2 separate regions of the Homo sapiens genome follow, and region 1 is linked to region 2. The links are chromatin contacts, found by Hi-C or POLR2A ChIA-PET in ENCODE. All regions are on one chromosome and are shown on one strand. The core of a region is the stretch at or near the end of the contact, and the rest is flanking DNA. Distances in the headings are between cores, read along the strand shown.

Region 1 (5,909 bases), core at 2,372-4,871, 5.5 Mb before region 2:
CCAGACTGGGCCGGGCGCCATGGCTCACGCCTGTAATCTCAACAATTTGGGAGGCCGAGGCGGGTGGATCACGAGGTCAGGAGATCGAGACCATCCTGGCTAACATGGTGAAACCCCGTCTCTACTAAAAATACAAAAAATTAGCCAGGCATGGTGGCGGGCACCTGTAGTCCCAGCTACTCGGGAGGCCGAGGCAGGAGAATGGTGTGAACCCGGGAGGTGGAGCTTGCAGTGAGCGGAGATCGCACCACTGCACTCTAGCCTGGGTGACAGTGTGAGACTCCGTGTCAAAAAAAAAAAAAGCTTTCCCAAACTGGAAAATGCATGCTGTCTTGCGGCATGGTCCTGGGCATCTGTGAGGGCCTGCACTGACCTCTGAAGTATCTCCATGTCCAAGGGAGTACAACAATAAATAGTAAATAAAAACATCATGACAGGTTGAGAGAGAGACTGTAGAAAAAATGAAAGGGCTTTTTTCATCCTTTTATGAGAAAGGGGCCCATATTTTCATTTTCCCCTGGGCCCCAAAAATTATGTAGCCAATCCTGCTGGCAGATAAAACATTCCTGAAGGAGGTAGCCAGAAGCCTAATAATATTCTGGGGGTATTGTGGCTTAAGTATGTCAGCCCTGTCCAAATGTAGAACAATGCTGGGGGCTATTTCAAGCCACGTGAAATGTCAACACCTGTGGTAAAGGACTATTAGCAAAGCTAATGTGCAGAGTCTGCACACATGACAAGAAAAAAGTCAACTTGCTAGGAGGGGTTTGTTGGCTGTTTAGCTTTATCTGGACAAGGGAAAAAGTGGGTAGAAAAGGCTCTCTGGCTAGTTCCTCCTTGAAGCAAGAACTCAGCTTGTTTCTCTGGATAGTCTGTGGTCAGATATAACAATGGAAACTTCAGGAAATCTTTATTTAAAAAGAGAAGGTATCTCCCCACACCTTCTTCAATATTAGGTGCCACCAAATTCTGGCTGTTGATCTGTTACTCAACAACAACAAAAAATGTCTTTTGTTTATTTTTATGTCTGATTCCAAGGAGAGTTGAACTTATTTAAAGTGGGTCTTTAAAAAAAATCACTTCAGATGTTTGTTTCTTTTGAATTTTCCATTGGTATTCATTTTCTTATTTATTTGCAAGCACTTCCTACATAGCAAGAATAACAACATTTTGTTTTCATGTGTGTTGCAAATAGGTTTTCCCAGTTTGCCTATTGTTTTTTAACCTTGCCCGTTTGGAATAGCTTCAAGCCACATCATCTGATGGGAATGGAGGTCACCCTAACAGTGATACTGCAATGTCACTAATTCAATAACCACCAAATTTACTGCTAATAATCGCCAACATTTACTGAACATGCACCATATGCTTCATGTGCCATTAATCCACAAAATTACCCTATAAAGTAGGTACTATTTTTAGTTTCATTTTGTAGATGAAGAAACAGAAATAGGAGAGGCTAAGTAATGTGCCTAGTTACCCAGCCTAGTAAGGGATGGAATGTGGGGCTTGAACCCAGCCCTGACTCCTAAGTCCAGTTTCCAACCCTGCACTGTCCAATACAGTGACCGCAGGTAGCTATAGAGCACTTCACATGTAGCCAGCCTGATTTCAGAGACCAAGTGTAAAAAAAAGAATGTCAGATATCTCATTATTAAAAAATTTTTTTTTCAACAGGGTCTTGCTTTGTCACCCAGGCTGGAGTGCACTAGTGTGAACACAGCTCACTGCAGCCTCAACTTCCTGGGCTCAAACGATCCTCCCACCTCAGCCTTCTGAGTAGCTGGAATCACAGGTGTGTGCCACCATGCCCAGCCTCTCATTATTAATTTAAAAATTGGCCAGGTGTGATGGCTTACGCCTGTAATCTCAGCACTTTGGGAGGCTGAGGCAGGCAGATCACCTGAGGTCAAGAGTTTTGAGACCATCCTGACCAACAAGGTGAAACTCTGTCTCTACTAAAAATACAAAAATTAGCCGGGCATGATGGCATGCCTGTAATCCCAGCCACCCGGAAGGCTGAGGCAGGAGAATCGCTTGAACCCAGGAGGCTGCAGTGAGCCAAGATCGCACCACTGCACACCAGCCTGGGCAACAGAGCAAGACTCCATCTCAAAAAAAAAAAAAAAAGTGCCTACTGAAAAATTGTTAACATGATTCTGTTTACATTTCTGTTGACAGCATCTTCTATCCACTTTCCTACATAATCATCCTTCACTTGGGTGAAGACAGTCTGTGTGATCACCTGAGTCTTCTCTTCTCTAGTTATATCAAAAGGCTTGCGCCTTTTAAATCTGTTGATAAACTGAAACCTCCTTGCTTCCTGGTTTTCTTACATGAATTGAGATCATCCCAGGACCTCACTGTCTTGAACAAGCTCAGTTCTCTCCACTCTTCCTCACAGATGATTTCTCATAGGACCAAATTTTGTCATCCTTGTTGTCCACATCTCAATATTCTCCAGGTTATGGCTATCTCTATCCCTCTTGCCCTCCAAAATGAGACCACAGGCGGGGCACAGTGGCTCATGCTTGTAATCCCAACACTTTGGGAAGCCAAGGCAGGCAGATTCCTTGAGCCCAGAAGTTGGACACCAGCCTGGGCAATGAAGTGAAACCCCTTCTCTACCAAAAAAAAAAAAGAAAGAAAGAAAAGAAAATAAATTTTTAAAAAAGGGGAGACAATCCTCCAGAGAACCGTTGCAGATGTCCCAGAAAGGTGATGCTCCCAAGTGCACAGGGACAGAAAGTAGAATGGTGGTTGCCAGGAGCTGGGTAGAGGGGAATGAGGGAGTTGTTTCACGGGTACAGAGTTTCAGTTTAGGATGATGGAAGAGTTCTAGAGATGGATGATGGTGGTGAGTGCACAACCACGTGACTATTTAGTGCCACTAAACTGTACACTTAAAAATTGATTAAAATAAGCTTTATGTTGTGTACATATTACCACAAATACAATAAAAGAAATGAAGTTCTCATACGTGCTGCAGCAGGGATGAACCTTGAAAAGATTATGCTAAGTGGCCGGGCATGGTGGCTCACACGCCTGTAATTACAGCACTTTGGGAGGCTGTGGCAGGAGGATCGTTTGAGCTAAGGAGCTGGAGACCAGCGTGGGCAACATGGCGAAACCTGGTCTCTACCAAAAATACAAAAATTAGCTAGGCAGTGGTGGCAGCGCACCTGTAGTCCCAGCTATTTGGGAGGCTGAGGTGGGAGGATCACTTGAAACCCGGAGGTGGAGGTTGCAGTGAGCTGAGCGCCACTGTGCCCCAGCCTGGGCGACAGAACGAGACCGTGTCTCAAAGAAAAAAAAATAAAAAATAAAAAACCTTGTACTAAGCAAAATAAGCCGACACAGAAGGACGAATATTATATGATTCCACTTATACGAAATACCTAGAATAGGTAAATTCATTAGACAATTAGCCAAAGTGTATCAGAGGAGGTTGGGGGGATGCTGAGGGGAGGGGAAAAGAAAAAAGAAAATCAAGGGGTGGGAAGCAAATGGCTGCGGGGTAGAAGGGGAGTGGGCTGCCGCTTGGGTGTGTGGGCGTCAGGGGGAGACGGGACAGGCGATTTAGGCCCTGCGCGCAGGCGCCCCTGCGCTCCCGCCGTACGCAGCTGTCTTTGTCTGGGGCGGCGGCAGCGTGGCAGGAGCGAGGGGCGCCCCGACCCGTCCCCTCTGCCCTCCACTACCCCTGCCGGCTCCAGCCCGTCCGTGTCTCACCGTCTTTATTTAACAAAGAACGGAGAGACTATAAATGACCCTGAGCAGAGTGGCTGCGAGCAGGGCCCCTGGGGCGTCCCACGGGCGTCATCCTAGCCGCGTGAGCGCCGAGCTTGGGCACCGGGGGGGTTGGCGTGCTTGTACACTTGCTCCGTTTTCTCTGTAAGTACTAAGGATTCCCCTGCCGCCCTCTTCCTCATTTTCCACCATCCCAATTTACACAAGCATTAGTATTTTTTTTTTTTTTTTTGAGACGGCGTCTCGCTCTGTCACCCAGGCTGGAGTGCAGTGGCGCGATCTCGGCTCACTGCAAGCTCCGCCTCCCGGGTTCACGCCATTCTCCTGCCTTAGCCTCCCGTGTAGCTGGGACTACAGGCGCCCGTCACTACGCCCGGCTAACTTTTTGTATTTTTAGTAGAGACGGGGTTTCACCGTGGTCTCGATCTCCTGACCTCGTGATCCGTCCGCCTCGGCCTCCCAAAGTGCTGGGATTACAGGCGTCAGCCACGCGCCCGGCCACAAGCATTAGTATTTACTTCCGTAATTTCCCCATGCCCATGTAACATCACACACACACACACACACACACACACACACGTTTGCTTTTGTTTTCCAAGATGGCATCTAGTAGGCGCTTCTCTTTGTTTTGCTTTTCTAGTACACCGTGGAACCCCAAATCCCAGCTGGGATTCACTCTTTTCTAATGGCTGAACATTCATCCGGGGCATGAAGGCAGCTCAGTTCATTTCATCATTCCTTTGTTTCCTCTGTTTTGCCACCAGAAACTGCCGCGATGAATGTCAGTCCCCAGAGCCGGAACCGTTCCCGGTTTTCTCTACTTGGATCTGAGAACTCTGTCCCTCCAGCCCTGCGAGCGCTTTGCCAGGGTGACGGGCGGAAATGTCCCCGCATCCGTGCCTGCTTTCCCAGATGGGACCCTCCAGCAGTCCCCTCCACTGCCCGTGCTTCCTCCTAACCACTTCCCCCCAGCGACCGCGGAAGGCGCTTCCTCCCCCGCAGCGCGAGCCCCAAGCTCCTCCAGAGCCCCAGCTCTCCCCGCCCCCTTCCCGACCTTGTTTCATATGACCCCTCCCCCGCACATACTCAATTTCGTCTTCCCAAGGCGCCCACTCTCCACATCCTGATGAAAAAAAGAGCCGGCTGCTGTCCTATGTTATTGTCATACTTCTTTCCTCCCGTGCACTACACAACTTGAACAACTTTTTTTTTTCTTTTTTTGAGAAAAGGTCTCGAACTGTCGCCCAGGCTGGAGTACAGTGGCACGATGATGGCTCACTGCAGCCTCGCCCTCTCTGGGCACAGGTGATCCTCCTGCCTCAGCTTCCCAAGAAGCTGGTACTACAGGCGCGTGCCACCACTATTGGCTAATTTTAATTTTTTTTTAACCACAGGGTCTCGCTATGTTGCCCAGGCTGGTCTCGAACCCCTAGGCTCAAGGGATCCTCTCACCTCAGCCTCCCAAAGCGTGAGATTACAGGCGTGAGCCACCGCGCCCCGCGGTAAATACTATTCCAAGGAAATGGCACCTGAGTTTGAGGAGATTAATCGGGTTTACTGCAGGGAAGGAGCATTGGCCCTGGTGGCCAGAGGCAAGGGTACGAACCTGACCCTGCCCTTTCCCTGCCTGGTTCTGCCTTCAGCAAATTGTTCCACACATCTCTGGTTTCCTCCCCACATGATCCCAAGGCCCTGCTGGCTCTAGCCTTTGTGAGGCTAGAATTACAATTCCATTCCTCCCCAGCCACGCCCCATCTCTTGCTCCCTGTGCTAGCGCTTTCCCCAATCAGCCACACTTTCCTTTCCCATTCACTGAGCCTGTGGAAAGCCCTCTTATTCTGAATATCTAGATCCTATTCACCTTTGAAGACCCGACTTGGCCACGTTTCTTCCCAAAGCCTACTGCATGCCCTTTGTGGGAGGAACTGCTCTGTCCTTGCAACGCCACTGTGTGTAGTACTTTCTCTGTATCTTACCAGTGGCATCGCCCACTCTGCCTGGGGTGCTGTTCCATACTTGCCCTTCTTCCAGTGCCATCTATGTGTGTGGTAAGACCTCAGCATAGCACTTTGCCCACGGTAAAGGATATGGTTTCGGGAGTCCCAAGACCCGGGTCCACGTCCCAGCTCTGACACTAAATGTGTTATCTTGAACATGTCACA
Region 2 (5,975 bases), core at 3,116-5,615:
CAAACTCCTAGTCCAGGACTTTTCCTGTCACCAGGCTGGTTCCTGGGGGCAAGAAAGGTCTGTGCAATTTCTAACATTCATTGAAATTTTCTGTGGAAGCTAGAAGTGTGCTCAGTGCCTTGAGAAGAGTGGGAACTTCTCAAGAATGATGGATGGCTTATAGACAGGAATAAATACATAGTCGATGCGTAGAGGCAATGTGTGTTGTGTAGGGAGCTGGGGATGGGAGATGTTTCTGAGAAGTGACCACCAGTCTTAGTGGAGTAGTGTCCCTACAGGAGGGAACCCTGGAGTTGTCAGAGTCACCAAGAAGGTTCTTTGCATTTTGATAGACTGCACAAGGCTTTTGAAGATTCAGTGGAAAATGGAATAGGAAGGAAGCTGATGCCTAACAGAAGCCATCTTCTCCAGTAATAGTTCGAAGGGACTGACCCCAAGTGCTAGAAAAAAAGGAAATGGTTTTAAAAGCATTTTCTTTAAATATTGCCATGAAGATTGTGTTTCAGGTTTAGATTTACATATTGTCAGATTTTTAAAAGAGAAAAAGGTATATCTTTAACAGACAAGTGAAACCTCCCTCAGAAGGTAAGAAGCAGTCGTTGCAAAGCAGTTCAATGTAACAACATGGAAAGCTTTGCAAAGGGGCCTTCACTGGAGCTGTAGTTCTGCTTTTATGAATTGTGACTTCAGGGAGGAGCAGAAAAAAACCATGACAAAAGCAGGTGGAAGAAGAGATGGAGAAAAGTTTGCAGAAGTAGAGGAGTTCACTTGCTGCTTCAATAGAATTGTTTTAAATTGTTAGTGGCTGAAAAGGACTGAATCTGCCTGTGCCATCTTTGCGAGAGTATTTACTTTTCCAAATCATTGTATCCTCTATTGACTCCTTGCTAATCAGTTAGGTGATGTGACTTCCAGAACTTTATTTTGAAGACTTATTCCAATATTCATTTATCCGAATGATGAGTCCACAGTTAGGATCTCCGTATTTTCCATGAAAAGCTTATTTAGCCTAGCTGGCTCTATACAATTCATTTAATAACTGAAACATTTATCTTTTTTGCCATAAAACCAAGACCAATATTTGCAAGGTATATAGATGGATGATCATTACTGGCATTTCAGGTGGAACCTGAAAGATAAAAATTTAATAAAAGCAAAGGAAAAATGAAATTAAGTTCAAAACCTGTTGTAAAGTCTTTGTTTCTCAGTTTATATACCCAGTTTGCCCCTTGTGTTTTTGGTGTGTGCTAATTAAGTGCCAAAAGTGGCCTTCAGTTAGTGCACTAGTGTACTAGTCTATAAGATGTGAGGGCACAGAAACTTTCAAAGGAGAAGCAGTGAAGTGTAAACTAGTACCCAGAACTACAAAATGATGCCGAGAAGTACTTCTCTGAAATTAAACTCAGGAGCATTTTTAAAATTTACCATCACAGTTCTATACTTATAAAAGAAATGTTTCTTTTCTCCCTAAACAGATATGTTCCTGGTAGTTAAATGTGGATGACTAGCCTAATTTCTTATAACTGTTCTAAAGTTATGTTATATGAAAGTGAGAGGCAGATCTTCTAAATTCTGGATGAGGCCCTCAGAGTAGGATTATTTTAAATGGGATTTTGTTTTGAGACAAGATCTCACCTACATTGGAATGCAGTGGTGTGGTCATTGCTCACTGCAACCTTGAACTCCTGGGCTCAAACAATCCTCCCATCTCAGCCTCCTTAGTAGCTAAGACTATAGGCATGCATCACCATGCAGGGCTGATTTTTTCATTTTTTGTGGCGATGGGGGTGTCGCTATGTTGGCCAGAATGGTCAACTCCTGGCCTCAAGTGATCCTTCTATCTAGGCCTCCCAAATTGCTGGGATTACAGGTGTGAGCCACTGCACCCAGCCCTTAAATGGGCTTTTAAATCTCCCAAAGAGTGAGAACAAAATTTACATATTCACTAAACACTGCTTATTCAATGACATGATTTGAAATAATATTTTATTGAATAAATATTTCAAATCATGTCATTGCATACTGAAGGGAGCTGACTTCAGAAGTGTGGAAAGTGCCTTTCCTTATCCTCATAGACTTGAATTTCTAGGGCTGGGTAGAGATTGCTGTCCTGGCCTATGTGTGGCTCAGCCTTGGGGTAGGGGGTTGCATAAGGGGAGGGAGAGGGTTAACCAGCTGGTGTTAACCACATTGGCAGCTGTTGAAACTGCCAGCTCACTTTAACTTCTTGGTCAAAGATGCCAGATTCTAAAAGTGGGGGAAGTGGGAGCTATTTGTAATGTGTACATTGATAAGATGTTACAGCCTTCAGAGGTATAAAGAGATGGAAACTATTTCACTCCAAAAACGCAGGTTGCTGGTCTCGTTAAGAGCGCAAACCTTTGTTTGAGCAGGTACAGAATACAGACCTTATGGACTTCAGCAGAATCCTGTCTATCCTAGTGACACAAAATTGTCACTTTGACTTAAATCCTGTTATTTTATACAGAAACACTGCATTTGGTGTAATCTATTTGCTAGAAAATATCCAAGTGTCACAAAAGTTCTGCAAGTGTAACTTCCTGCTTACTTTAATTCAAGAATAGCAGTTTAAATTCACAAATAGCAGTTTAAATTCACCTTAAATTCAACAGAGCTAATGCCTCTGGCCTCCTCTACAAAGATATCACAGGAAGAGATTATTGCAGCTTCTATTTCAATGGCTTTTCCTTAAAGTGAGCACTGAAAGTATAAGTGAGTGGGTGGTTAGGAAACTGTTAGTAGTTAATGCCCTCTCTAAACTGCAGAACTCTGGAAATGAAAAATATCTTCGCTTCACAGCAAAATGTTTGAATGTTATGCCACTCAGGCGCAAACTGAGCAAGACCTGCAGAGGGCCGGTGAGCACAGCTTCCATAATATGTCATTTTGAATGCCATTATAATGAGACTTTGCAAAGATATCCACAAATAATTAGCTTTTGGCTTAGGTTATACTGTATAAGACTTTAATTATACTGAGGGTCCAGTAAAAACCTTTTCCATCCTCCTTAAAGATAAAACAAGAAGCGTTGTCTCCTCTATCAACATTTCAGCACAAGTTTAATTTCGATGAGATCATCAATTTGATTGATAACAAATCATTACAGAACAGTTTAAACAAGTCTAAATTTCTCTTGATGTTAACGACTTACAATCGCCTTTATGTTAGGTCTTAAAGCTTTATTATTCTTAAATACAACTAGTATAGTGGACCATTAAACTCCAAAGTGATCTGAAATGATATTGATTGGGGTGGCAGCCAAAATTTTAAGGTGCCTGCCTGCATTGCCTTTTACATCTTGACGCTGAATGCACGTGTAATTTTTAAAATAATCATTAATTTTCCAGTGGAACCATCTATCTGGCCTCTTTCCCTAGTGCTCTTAAATTCTCACCATTTGGGCATACACACATTCTCTTCCAACTAGTATAAATTTCCCTGGTAAATTTAAGTAGTTCCAAGCATAAGCTTACTCCACGGGAGGGAAAGGCTATCAATGTGAAACTTGTGGGCAGAGGACTGCGCCTCCGACCTGGCTGCGTCTCCTAGCTTGGCTTCCCTCCTGCCGGGTCTGCACCGAGCCCCGGCCGGCCCCGAAGGATGCAACTCGTTCGGTCCGGCTCCCAAAGTGCCGTGGACTTGGTGACCCACTTCTCGTGTCGGGCTGAGGCCACGCGGGCAAGGGACTTTTTCTGTCCCCGGCTCACGGCTGGAGCCCCCATCCTGCCGTTCGGACCAGTGCGGGCCTCGGAGGAGTGTCCCGCAGCGGACCCCCGCCCAGGAACCCCTGCAGGCAGCGAGACGGGCGCCCGGGCCAGCTCTCTGCCCCTCGCCCCCCGCGGGGACCCTGCCCGCCCCGCTGACCGGCCCCACGTTGCCAAATAGCTCAAATGCTTGTCATATTTGCGGTCGCGCGGCTCCGCGGGCTGTGCACGCGCTGCACTCGCCGCCGCCTTTGTCACCAGCCGCTTCGTCATTCGCCTGAGCACTTCTAGAGTGTGTAGGGGGCGTTACTAGTGGCAGTGGTGGTCCTCGGGCCGGAGTGTCTCCTTCTGTCTCCCCTCCTCTTTCAGCCCGTCCTTACGAGAAAATCAGGGGCGCGCCGGCCCGGCAGGGAGCTGGGGGCGGCGCTGCCACCAGGCGCCCACTGCGCCCCGCCGCCCCTTCCTGCTCCTCCTGCGGCCGCGGCCGGCCGCGGCCGGCCCCGGCCTTTATCGCGCCTCCCGGGACCGCCGGGGAGAGGCGGGCCGGGGCGGGGCCGGCGGGGGCGGGGTCGGGCGGCCAGGGGCGGGGCCTGCGGCGCCGGGGCCCGGAGCTCGCGGGAGGCTCGCGGGCCGCACGTCACTCCTGCACGGCGAGTGCTGGAGCACGACGTACCGCTCGCTCGGTCAGGGCGCCCCCTCCGCCCGCCTCCTGCTTCCTCCTCCGCTGCCTGCCGCCGCCGCCTCCACCATTGTATAATGCTCGGGGCGCGCAGGCAGAGAACGGCGGAGTCTTAGCTTCAGCCTCGCCTGCTGCCCGCTCCCCGGCGCCACCCTCGGGCCCCTGGAGCGGGGCACTCCGCATGGAGCGGGAGTAGCTGAGGAGTGGGCGGAAACCCCTCCTGATGCGTTAGTTCCCAGGTGGAGCTGCATGTGGTAAGTTCTCCCGGCGTCGGGCTGGAGGGGATCCGCGGGCGCGGGGGGCTCCGGGTGGATGGGGGGCCGGTGTTGGGACTCGGCCAGGGCTGGGAGAGCCCGGAGGGCGGAGGAGGGGCCGGGCGCCGCCGCGGGAGGGAGCCGGGGACGGAGCAGGTACGGGAGGAGCGCTCCCTCCCGCGGCCCCGGTCCGGGCCCCGCGCTCTCGGACCCCCGGCGCCTGCGGGCTGAGCCGCTGGGGGGCAGGGCCGGGGTCAGGAGGGGGTCGGGAGCTCGGAGAGCCGAGCGGCGGGCGGGGGCGCCTGGAGCTGTCGCCTCTACAGCTGGGATGTGTGTGCGCGTTGTGGCGGTTGTGTTGTTGTGAACGTGCGAGACTTTTTTTAAGGCTCGGATTGCTGGCGCGAAGGCTGCTTCACTTTTGAGTTCCGTGGCCGGGTTTGCATCCAACTTACTGTAGTGCGTTTTTGTGAATTTCCCGGTGTTTTTTTTAATAATGTTGAAAACCTTCCTCTCCACCCTCTTTTCTTTCGTCCATGCCCAAATGAATTGATTTGGGATCTACATGTATATTAAACTTAACGTCTCGTTGGTTTTTAAGTTAGAAATCTACAAGTCATCTTCGTGGTAACCGCCTATGACTGAAAGGGAGGGGGCTGAGGGGAGCCAGCTGTCCCAAGCCCTAGACTTTGTACCAGTAAGAGAGGGGGTGTCGTCACAGGGCCACTACATGGACAGAAAATCGTATTTTGTTTTGTTTTCTTGGCTATAAGTTACCTTTAGCAGAAGTGGTAGTAATAGATTGCGATGGGAGTCGAGTTTTAGGTTTAGTTTCTAAGTTTCACGAAAATATCAGGTATAGTTTGCATTGGAATAACTTTTTGCTTGCAAGCCGAGTCGTTTCAGGAGGTAGAAAGTAAGTTTTCACAGACACTGAATGGGGAGGACAGTCAGCAGAGTGAGACAGCCAGCCTCAGACCACAGCAGTTTTTATTTGAATCGAATTGGGCAGCCTCAGTTGGGCTTAGGGTAGAGAGTACATGTTTTCAAGCTTTGTTCATGAAATACGCTTTTTGATTTCCCAATGTATGTTAAGAAATATCCATAATGTGTGTAAAGAGGCTAGAAGTTGTAGTCACCAGGATTCCTGAGGCCCTAAGTGTTCACAGTAGCTTTTTGTAGTTAGAGACTAGTCCCTGACAAGAGTGAAGTGGGCTTTGGGCTTCGCTCCGCCCCTGAAGGACCGTCCACCTGAGAGCGTCTGGGCTGCTTGGCCGATGGGGGTTGGGGGTAGTTGCTCAGCTCAGCAGAAGGCATGTC

Evidence for each region. A loop is a pair of places that touch in the nucleus more often than their neighbours do. ChIA-PET counts read pairs that join two places held with the same protein, here RNA polymerase II (POLR2A). Pooled maps may share reads with other maps.
Region 1: a pooled map shows a loop between it and region 2 (2.5-fold over the local background). The contact joins the promoter of LINC01816 here to the promoter of SERTAD2 in region 2. A Hi-C loop is called at or near these places in 2 of 50 pooled maps. POLR2A ChIA-PET finds 5 or more read pairs at or near these places in 2 of 52 experiments (activated CD8-positive, alpha-beta memory T cell and naive thymus-derived CD4-positive, alpha-beta T cell).

Annotation. Positions count from the first base shown.
Region 1 is chr2:70,123,028-70,128,936 of GRCh38, reverse strand. LINC01816 (long intergenic non-protein coding RNA 1816) reads left to right here and starts at 3,621. Exons shown (of 2, transcript NR_024444.1): 1 at 3,621-3,891; 2 at 4,512-4,901. RefSeq lists a silencer at 3,706-4,000 and enhancers at 4,327-5,132, 5,133-5,909.
Region 2 is chr2:64,652,303-64,658,277 of GRCh38, reverse strand. SERTAD2 (SERTA domain containing 2) reads left to right here and starts at 4,365. Exons shown (of 2, transcript NM_014755.3): 1 at 4,365-4,658. LOC124907776 reads right to left here and starts at 4,207. Exons shown (of 1, transcript XM_047446580.1): 1 at 3,055-4,207. The coding sequence starts at 3,998. The coding sequence ends at 3,567. RefSeq lists an enhancer at 2,791-2,950 and silencers at 3,732-4,551, 4,289-4,583, 4,692-5,021, 5,322-5,401.